Regions from separate parts of the Mus musculus genome. Here region 2 is linked to region 1. The links are chromatin loops, found by intact Hi-C in ENCODE. Cell type or tissue: left cerebral cortex. All regions are shown on one strand. Links, peaks and the distances in the headings refer to the core of each region. The heading gives the core; the rest is flanking DNA. Region 1 has its middle 77 kb from the start of Gm5464. Region 2 holds the start of Trim35 (tripartite motif-containing 35).

What was found. A loop is a pair of places that touch in the nucleus more often than their neighbours do. Peaks named below come from ENCODE experiments on the same cell type or tissue, not always from the same donor. Only the 100,000 strongest peaks of a DNase experiment are listed, where the experiment ranks them.
Region 2: a loop joins it to region 1, with 4 times the contacts of the local background. A loop is called at or near these places in 8 of 42 quality-filtered maps.

What each region holds. Positions count from the first base shown.
Region 1 is chr14:66,789,349-66,794,725 of GRCm38, forward strand. No RefSeq gene overlaps it. Among named protein-coding and RNA genes, the nearest start is that of Gm5464, 77 kb to the right of the region's middle. In left cerebral cortex, for the core only: CTCF peaks have their summits at 1,522 (motif pointing left) and 2,642 (motif pointing left); a DNase peak (open chromatin) is centred at 2,611; H3K4me3 peaks cover 208 bases.
Region 2 is chr14:66,296,745-66,302,121 of GRCm38, forward strand. Trim35 (tripartite motif-containing 35) reads left to right here and starts at 281. Exons shown (of 6, transcript NM_029979.3): 1 at 281-805. The coding sequence starts at 326. 1700001G11Rik (RIKEN cDNA 1700001G11 gene) reads right to left here and starts at 385. Exons shown (of 3, transcript NR_038077.1): 1 at 65-385. In left cerebral cortex, for the core only: a CTCF peak has its summit at 1,338; DNase peaks (open chromatin) are centred at 869, 1,124, 1,883 and 2,981; H3K4me3 peaks cover 3,043 bases; H3K27ac peaks cover 2,837 bases.

The sequences.
Region 1 (5,377 bases), core at 216-5,215:
TTGTAGACCAGGCTGGCCTCAAACTCGGAAATCTACCTGCCTCTGCCTCCCAAGTGCTGGGATTAAAGGTGTGCGCCACCACCGCCCAGCAAGTTGATACTTCCTAAAAGGCCTTCGAACAAACTGAACTCCAGGTCTGACCAGCTGCAGTGGTAAAGTAACCACAGGTAAAAGAAGAAATCACACCAAGTCTGCACACGCTCTTTCAAAAAAATGGAAAGGAAAATCTGATAACAAGATATCCTATGAACTCAATACTACATTGACACAATCCAAAGACATCACTACTGAACTCTGCGATCTTCATAAATAGATGCAAAAAGTTTAGTGGATTGAACCAAATAATGTAAGAGAAGGCTACTATACCGTGACCAAGATTGGTTTATCCAGCAATGCAAAGTTGGTTTAGCATTTGAAAATCAAATCTGGAGAGTCGCTATGTTAACAACTTAAAAAAAAATCAACTCAATAGATAAAGAAAATGTGTTGGATAAAAGCCAAAGTCTATTACCAATTAAAAAAAAAATCTCAGCAATGAGTGGAGGGAAATCTTCATCTTTGTAAAGCCTGGTGCCCTCTACAAAAGATATAGTGAATCCACACTTGTAAGCATGTAGTCTACAAAAGATGTGAGGGGTTGGAGAGATGACTGGGCAGTTAAGAGCACTGACTGCTCTTCCAAAGGTCCTGAGTTCAAATCCCAGCAACTGCATGGTTATCAGTGCCCTTTTCTGGTGTGTCTGAAGACAGCTATAGTGTACTCATATAAATAAAGTAAAGTAAAAGATAAAAAAGGATACAATGAATCCACACTGTTATGTGTAGTCTACAAAAGCTATAATCAATCTACAGGCTGTAAAACATAGTCTACAAAAGATGCTGGGGATCCACAGAGCCTGGATGCTTTGCGCATAAGCTCAATCCACTTCTGAGCAATGTTCTAGGAAATGTAGTCCATGTGTTAAGGCTGAGACAGCACCAATGCCAAAGAAATAAGTAAAAATGCCTTCATTTGTAGACAACCTGATCATCTACATGCAATTCCAGGAAGGCTTGGGAAAAGGTAATGGAAGATTAGCAGGACTATAAGATCAGTATACAGAAATAATGTATAGAACTGGAGAAATGACTCAGCAGGTAAAGATGACCTGAATTCCACTCCCAGAACCTACATGGTGGAAGGAGAGGACCAGCTTTGAAGGTTGTCCTCTGAAATCCACACGTGCACACACACACACACACACACACACACACACACACCACAAATAAATAAGGGTGTTAAGGAGCTAGCTCAATGATTAAGAACATTTGCTTCAGCAGATCACTGTGAGTTCAAACCCAGTCTGGTCTACAGAGAAAATTTCAGGGCAGCACAGAAAAATCCTGTCTCGTAAGAAGCAAACAAACCAAAAAGAACATTTGATTCTTCTTCAGAGGACCTGGGTTTGGTTCCCAACCTCAAAATTGCAGCTCACAACCGCCTTACCTTCAGTGCAGGGGAACTGACTCCCTCTTCTGGCAGCCACAGGCATTACATGCAGGCAAAAAAAAAAAGATTCATATTTATAAAATAACTCTTCAAAACATAAAATGTAAAAAAAAAAAATTTTAATTAAATAGCACTATGTTGTAAACATTAATCCATAAGATTATGTATACAATGGAACTTATAATAACATTAAAATATGAGATATGGATAAATCTGAAAGGACATTTACTATTAGTGCATTAAAATGTACATGCTCCACTCTCTTAAGACAAAAAACCCTTACCTACCCTCATTTCAAAATCATACTGTTCAAAGAAATGAGACACAGTAATTTACTTAAAAAAAAAAAACAAAAAAAAACCAAAACAAACAAACTTCCTCAGCTAGGTGACCAAGAAAAAAAATTAAATACATTACGAGACAAAAGAGACGGCTCATTGGTTAATCATTTGCCACACAAGCGTGAAGACCCAGTGCAGCTCAAAAGAACCGGAAAAATACTGGGAGGGAAGAGGAGGAAGGAGAGGGGTGGGGAAAAAGAATAAGGAGGGAGAGGGGGAAGAGAGGAGACAGAGGAAGAGAAGGGGGATACTAAGGAGGAAGACTGAGAAAGGAGGAGAGGGAGGGGAGACTGGGAAGGGGAGGGGAAGGGGACGGGGGGGGGGAAGGAGGGGAGAGGAAGGTGGGAGAGAGGGAAGGAAGGAGGGGAGAGAGAATATGTGGCCACAGGACATCACCAGTTCTTAACCATTTTTGCCACTTAACAATTTTTTTAACCATATATTTTTGATCATGTTGTTCCCTTTCTTGGCTCCATCCCAATCCCCCCTTCCCACCTACATTTAAATTCTTAGTAGCATTGCATGCATCCTGTTAAGAGAACAAGTTGAGACTCTGAGCCAAACGGCTTGATGCATTCGATGACTTCTTAGCTGTACAACCCAGTTCTGGATCAAACAAGGTCCCTGAACGCCAGTTTTTTGTTTTGTTTTGTTGGTGGTGGTGGTTTGTTTTGTTTGTTTGTTTGTTTGTTTGATCCCACAGCTAGGAGCTGCTGGCCCCAGAGCAGCGGAAATCTCATGCGCGCTGGCTGTCTTCCTCTCAGGCTCGTGCAATGCCGCCATCTACAGGCAAATGGCACACACTGCACAGCCAAGGGCCATTCGTTCTGAATTCCCTAATCAACACCTCTCACTTCTGTCCACCAGGTCTCTGTGAAAGTGAAATTAAAGGCACCAGGCAAAGGGCTGTTGTTCTCCGGATGACCTTGAGGGCTAAGATGCTCATTCTGGAAACCCGGGAAGTGCCAGTATTTCTGTTTTTCGATAGCACACTGTTTTATAAGGTAAACCCCTGGACACTTAGCACCTGTTAGTGGAAGAAACTGTTAAGTGCTTTCGGGCAAGGAATAAAACGTGTTTCTGTCCTCAAGGATCTGATAGTCACATATAAAATAGAATGAGATCATGTGACTGCTAAACACCCACTAGACCTGGAGAGCAAAGGCTAATGATATCCCCTGGAAACTTCCTATGTCTGGCATGCGTCCTGGAACATTTTATAAGCCAACTCATCTGGACCTCACATGGCCGCCGCCCTTCAGAAGGCAAAGCTGAGAGCTTCCGTGAGCATCCTGCACCCTCAGCTCAGAGCTAGGCTAGCAGTGAGCAAGAACATAGACCGGTTTTTGCTACAAAGCATTGACTCCTCATCAGGTAACCAAATGCGGGGTGCAATCCAGTGTCTGACTCCTCTACTCTCGGGCTACCTGTATAGCTCTGCACATGGATATGTCAATCACTTAAGGACTGTCTGTCTAGCCTCACTTCACCCCCCTTCCAGTCTGAAAACAGGGGTCAGTTATTATCCTAAACGTTCAGTCACCTTGAACCTCTCAGGACAGACTGCTCCTTACAACTTCCCAGAGAACAACCATCAAGTAGAGCAAGCCTGCATCCTGAAATAAACATCTCCTAAGAGCCAGACTGATCCCCCTACGTGATGATAAATATCAGGACTCCTTTCAACCATTCTGAAGAACCTGAACTGGAACAGTGGCCAGGCAGACAATGCATGACGGTGACCATACACACCTCTTGCCCCTTCCCCCAATTCTTCTTCTAAGTTTAAACCTCAAGAACCTTCATGAGAGACTTGGGGCAACGCTGAACTTCTAGATGCGTTCCTCTTCCCACAGTGACCACAGCAATAGATCTCCTAACCTGGCTTCTTCCATTACACATCTCTTTCACTGGCATAGTATAGCGAGTGGCCCACTCTAGCCTCTTGGGTTTGCACATCCATGCACTGCCACAGAGCCCATGCCCATCCACACTGTCTCCGTTAGGGTTTCCATTGTTGTGATTGACACCAGGACCAAGGGAACTCTTATAAAGGACAGCGTTTAATTGGGGCTGGCTTACAGGTTCAGTCCAGTATCATCAAGGCAGGAACATGACAGCATCCAGGCAGGCATGGTGCAGGAGGAACTGAGAGTTCTACATCTTCATCTGAAGGCTGCTTGGGGAAGACTAGAAGCTAGAAGAAGTGTCTCAGAGCCCACCCCTACAGTGACACTTTCTCAAACAAGGCCACACTTACTCCAATAAGGCCATGACTCCTAATAATATCACTCAAACAATGACACACAGTGACTTTAGCAAAAAAAAAAAAAATGTCCAAGGCGGAACCCATGCATTTCAAACTTTGTCATTTACTGGGAACATAAGACTCGAGTTAGAGAAATGGCTCAGCAGTTACTAGTCTTCATTGCCTTTATAGAAAGCCTGGATTCAGCTGCCAGCACCCACATTGAGTGGCTTATAGCCACTTGTAATTTCAATGCTGACATCATCTTCTGACCTCTCTGGGCACCAGCACACATGGAGTGTTTATACATACATGCAGGCACTCACACATACACATAAAATAAAAATATTTTTTAAAAAGCTTTTGGAAGGCTTGACTCTTATTTAGGCTGTTTCCAAACCCATATTTAGAGATCACACTACCTGCCTTTCTTCGCCATGTTGACATTATTAGTACTCATGTAATCATTAGCTACAACTGATGGTAGCAGATACAGAGACCCAAAGCCAAACACTAGGCAAAGCCAAGGGAACTCCACAGAAGGGGAGGGAGGAAGGATTGTAGAAGCCAGAGGGGCCAAGGACACTAGGAGAACACAGTCCACAGAGTCAACTAAGCAGGACTCATAGAGGCTCACAGAGACTGAAGCCACAACCACAGAGCCTGCCTGGATCTGAGCTAGGCCCTCTACATGCATGTATAGTTCGGTGTCCTTGGAGGACTCCTAACAGTGTGAGCAGGGTGCCTCTGACTATTGCCTGGTCTTGGGACCCTTTTCTTTCTATTGGTTTATCTTGCCCAGTCTTGACATGAGGGTTTGTGTCTGGTCTTATTGTAACTTGTTACACCATGTTTGGTTGATATCCCTAGGAGGAGGCTTGCTCTTTCTTTTTTTAAAGAAACAGAGGAGGGGGGGTGGATCTGGGGGTGGGGAAAGTCAGGGGAGGCTGGGAGGAGAGGAGGGAGGGGAAATTTTGGTCGGGATGTAGTATATAGGAGAAAATGATCATTAGCCACTAAGACAAATGGAGGAATAGAGGACGGTATTGCAAGCAGATACTCTGGGGTTGAAATCCACAGAGATGTGTAACTGGCTCCAGGGTCTCAGAGCTCTCAGTCTACCACAAGGAATAACTCACCTCACTGGTCAGCAGGCGATAACACCCATATCTCACCCTTCATCTTTCTCTCAGGTGTGATTCCATCAGTTGAGACTTTTCTTGTTTTTCTCCTGAAGTCTCTAAACCAAGCCTCTCCCCTCTCCTCTAAATTCAAGGCATTGTCTTCATCCTGCCAAGC
Region 2 (5,377 bases), core at 248-5,247, 490 kb before region 1:
CCAGGTTCAGACCCCACCTAGGGAGCTCAGGAGTTAAGCCATGGACATCCCTTCCCATCTATACCAGGAGTCTGAGATAGCGGGAATTGCTTAAGGATGGCGGCCCGTGGCTTCACTTCCTATTTGACAACGGAAACCCGACACTGCAGTGGGACGACAGATCCTTCCGCCTTGGAGCTAACGGAGATCGCGGACCACACCTCCTCTGGGAGACCCCGCGCAAGACGGAAGTGGGAGGGTCCACGCCCTCAAAGCCCATCCGTGATTGGTTGGAGCCGCCTTAAGCTCCCAGATCTTCAGCAGGGACAACGCCCGCAGGCTAGGCATGAAGGCGGCGACACCGGTGGTGGTGACGGCGGCTGCTCCTGCGATGGAGCCGGGCCCTTCTGTGTCCCCGGGGCCTTCGCGCTCCTTCAAAGAGGAGCTGCTGTGTGCCGTGTGCTACGACCCGTTCCGCGACGCAGTAACTCTGCGCTGTGGCCACAACTTCTGCCGCCGGTGCGTGAGCGGCTGCTGGGAGGTGCAGACGACGCCCTCGTGTCCGGTGTGCAAGGAACGAGCGGTGCCCGGGGAGCTGCGCACCAACCACACGCTCAACAACCTGGTGGAGACCTTGCTGCGCGAGGAGGCTGAGGGCGCGCGCTGGACCGGTCGCCGGTCCCCGCGCCCCTGCCGTGCGCACCGTGCCCCGCTCACGCTCTTCTGCCTGGAGGACAAGGAGCTGCTGTGCTGTGCTTGCCAGGCCGACGCCCGGCACCAAGAGCATCGTGTGCAGCCCATCAAGGACACTGCGCAAGACTTCCGGGTGAGCACCGCGCCAGCCCGCCCTGGGGACCCCCGGCCTGCCCCTCCCCCTCCTCCAGGCCTAGCAACCATCTTGCCCCCGGTCCAGGCCAATCTGAACAACGATGGGGAATAGTATGGTCTGCAGACATTTGGGCTTGGCGCGGTCATTTTAGAAATGGAAGAGGCCAGGACCTAGCAGAGTTCTAAGGCCTTGAGATTTCCCCTGCCCAGCAGTGCCTTGATCAACGGGTTACAGAGCCGTAAGAAAGGCCTGTGGCGCTTGCCTGCTGCCTTGCTCCTCTTACTCTTAGTATCCAAATATCTGGAGTTCCAGTGGTTATAATTAAACCAAGAGCAGCTGACACAGCAAAACTAGCATGGCGGGGAAGGGTGGGTGTCGGGGCTGTAGGAGATCACGCTAGGCAAGTACTTTACCTCGCAGCTGCACCCCAAGCCTACTTTTGATTTTGAGCCAAGCTCTTAAATTAGCCAGGATGGCCTTGAACTTTTCTTTGCTTGCCTCAGCCTTTCGAGTGGCTGAGATTGCAGGCTTGTGCCACCAGGCCCAGTGAAAAAGTCTTTGTTCTAAAACAGAAAAAAAAAAAAAAAAAAGGCAGACATTTTCGATAACAATTTGACCTAATCGCTTAGATATGCATGCTCCATTGCTTTCCAAAACATTCATACTGACATATTGACTGATTTTTCTTTTTTTAAAGGGTTTCTGAAATGTCCATTTTACTCTGGCAGTATCTTGTTACTTTTCTCGTTTAAAGTCATTGATGTACTGAAACAGCTAAATTTGTTTCATCAGCCACTAACACACGGGTCAGACCCACAGTTGGGAGGGCCCAGGGTTAGCCACTAGGAAGCCTGACATAGTGAAAAGGAGGTACTGTAAGAGCCCACTGGGCCTGATCTTCAGACGCCCTTTCTCCACTTGGTGAAATGTCTTTTTTTGAGAATCAGCAGTTGATGGCAGCTCCATACAGATTGGAAGCAGAGCAGATGGGTGCTGTCTACATCCACGTTCCTCCAGTTATCCATCATATTAGCTCAGCAGTGGTTCATAGTGCCTGTTCCCTCGTTCATTAGTGCTAGATCTCTTATTTGGCATAGCTGAAATAGACAGCCTAGAAGTTTAGGTCCTGGTTCGAATTCCCCTGGGCTAGCAAAGGTACTGATTAGCATGGGTGGTGTCCTCAGAATGGGGTAAAACATCAACCGAAGGCCTGTGATCCAGGGGACAGAGAGCGTGTGGGCCTGGAGACTGCCTTCTGTTCTTGCTGGCTGCCTCGTTTTGATTAGGAGGTCCGAGGGACACTGGAAGTGAGATAGGTGGTAATAATTCCCACTCTCTGGGAGCTTCTAGCAAAAATCTAAAGAACCTAGAGGCATTAACCAGGTGAAGGAGGTGAGGGGAGGTTTTTGCAAGAAGATGCTGCAGCATATAGAAGATTCTAGAAGAGAGGAAGCTTTGGACACCAGGTGAGGCCAGAAGGCTGAAGTCTTATTCTGCATCTTAGAATGGTGGTGCAAAGCCAGTGGGTGCTCAGTGTGAGTGAGCCTTGAAGAGCAGGGAGTGGGGCTGATCTGAAAGATCCCAGGAGTCCTCAGGCTGTGTGCTCAGCCAGATGCAGTGTGGCCTCTTCATGATGTATTCATGTGTGAAATAAACATCCTAAGAACCTCTTTGATTCTCACACCCTGTTCTAGATATTGCGGCTGCTTAAGTCCGCAAGACAGCCCCCCTGTTCTACTCAATTTCATCTTGACACAGCCTAGGGTCGTCTGAGGGGATTTCAGTTGAAGGATTGCCTCAAATGGATCAGCCAGTCAGAGAGATTGTCTAGATTGGTGATGGGTGTGGGAGGGCCCAGTACATTGGTCCTGCCTGGGTAGTGTAAGGCCAACGTGGGCTCTTCCATACCAATCAGAGGGGATGTCTTATAGACAGCATACCTCCATTATTTCCATAATTTCTACATTAGTTTTGCTTGATTTCCTGCCCTGATATCCCTCAGTGGTGGAGTATGACTAGGAAATATAAGCTGTAATAGACCCTTTCTTCCCAGAGTTGCTTTTTGGTTGTCATGGCAGCAGAAACCAAACAAGAACACTGTTTGCAGTAGTCGACATTTCAGAGGAGTTGGTGAGGCAGTCATTAGATAAGCTGGTTCAGTGTGGTTGGAGATGGGTATGGCTTGTTAAGGGAGCAGGCAGCATAGGAATGACCCACTGTCAGGTAAGAATGGTGAGATTGACTAAGCTTGGCCCTGCCGGGTACCCTCAGGAATCCCAGAGGTGGGTGCTTAGAAAGATCCCTTTGGCCTCCGTGTTGATAACCCAGCAGCAATAATCTCTGAGGATTTCTTACTCTGTGTTAGGTGCCCTGAAGTATTAACAAAATTTACTGTCCACAGAACCCCTGAAGCTGTATGAGGGTTAATCTTGACTGTGGCAGTAAAGTACAACTTCTTGAGTGCCTGCAAGTGTTCCAAGAATGGGACCCTGACCCTGTGAGTGAATCCTGGTTCATCACTTGATGGCCTCCTGAGGAGGTTAGGTAAGGTAGGAGACAGGGCCTAGCTTGAGGAAGGCAGTTTGTGGAACTGTTCTTGGAGGCTGTGTCCTAAAGCTCCTATCTCTGCTTCTTGGCCACCTCTGGTCCCCCCCCCCCCATACTCCCACCCCTGTGAGGGACAAAGCTGACACTTTCAGAGCAGCAAAATGAAGAATTCTTTTCTCTGGTTGTCCTGTTGGGTTTGTGGTTCACAGTCCTGCAAAAGTAATAAAGGTTGTGTGTGTTCGTTTTTCTATCACTACGGCGGGGCAGACACATTCATGGGACACTGAGGGGGATGGTGATGAGCTGGGACTTTGTCCTGATGCAGTGGGACCTGATGGAAGGAAGGGTGACAAGATTTTGGAACATGTCATAGCGGATCAATCCAGAGCTCAAGAAAAAAACCTGAATGCTCAGAGGGACCAGAGGAAGTCCTCGAGTACAGTGGTCACAGGTTTGCATAGACACACTTTGTGTGTGTGTGTGTGTGTGTGTGTGTGTGTGTGTGTGTGTTAATGGGGTTGTGGTGTGTGTATGTATGCAGGGGCTAGAGGTAGGCAAGGTCAGCCTTTCCTTGATCTCTCTCTCGTTAAATTTTGACACCGGGCCTCACACTAGATCTGAATCTCCATTTTGAGCTAGGTTTGGCCATTGAACTCCAGGGATCCAGAGCTGAGACTACAGGTATGTGGGTGCTCAGGACCAGAATTGAGGTTCTCCTACTTCACACACTTTACTGGCTGACTCGCCTCCCCAACCCCACGTTTCTTCTCAAAGGGAAAAGTATCCCAGCAGTATGGCTTAGATGTGCTATTGCTTATGTGTATACGGATAAAGTTCCTCATATAAGCAGTGACCAAAGGAAGTTGGCATACTGCGTCTCAGTAAAACTAGAATCAGTGCCATTCTAGCTGGGAGATTAGTTTGAGGTTGTTTGCATTGGTGAAATGAAATCTTTGTCCTTGGCAAAGAGTTGTGAGTTTTCTGTCAACCTTAATCCAAATTGAGGTTCACACTCTTGGAGAGAGCAGGGTGCTTCCCCGGTGCACTTCCGATTCCCTTCCCTGGAGTGGCCTCTAATGTACTTACTGGAGAGAACGAATGTGGTAACGAAGTGACCCACAGTGCGCGGATGAGTGCGGACGGGGGCATAGCGAGTGCTCAGTGGACGGAGGTCGCCATTGTAATTAACACTGGATTTGTTTCTGGAAAAGCCTATAACACATTTATGGAATGTAGAGAGGAAAGGATAAAAGTGGAGAGAAGTTAATAGGCCTTGGATGCAAAAGGTAATAAGAACCCAACTTAAAACTCAAAAGTGTTTCTTCCGAATTCCAGCTTAGCAGCAACAATTAAAAAATGTAAAAGCATTGAGGGGATGGAGAGTTGCTGAGGCGGTTAAGAGCACTGGCTGCCCTTACAGAGCACCTGAGTCTTGTTCCTGGCACCTACATGGAAGCTCACAACAGTCTGAAACTCCAGTACCAAGGAATCTAACATTCTCTTCTGGGCACTGGGCACAAGCCACAAACGCACTTCACAGACACATGTGGGAAAAACACACATAAAATAAAAATCTTCAAAAAACCAAGTGTTTGAGCACCTTCCTTAAATTGATATATATGTGTGTTCATTAAAACAAAAGTGATTTTATTTTTTAAAATTAAGCAGGATGCAAGATAGATGGCTAAATGGGTAAGTACTTACTGAGTGCTTGGCTCAAGTTCCAATTCTAACATAAAAAGTGAGATCACATGATTACCTCAACTTTAGCTCTGTTATGGGGCAGAATAAGGAGGTTCTTAGGAATTGCTGGGTAGGCCTAGCTCTAGATTTAATGAGATACTTTGTCTGGATTATGGTAGTCTAAGGCTCAGGGGACATTGAGGAAAAGCCAGACAATCAGTGAGTTGGCTGTGGGTCTGTCTCCTGGGATTGTCAAGAGTGAACCCCATGTCTCGCCAATGACTGCCTGAGCAAGGGCTCAACAGGGGCAGCGTGAGTGGACATTCCAGAGTGGATGGC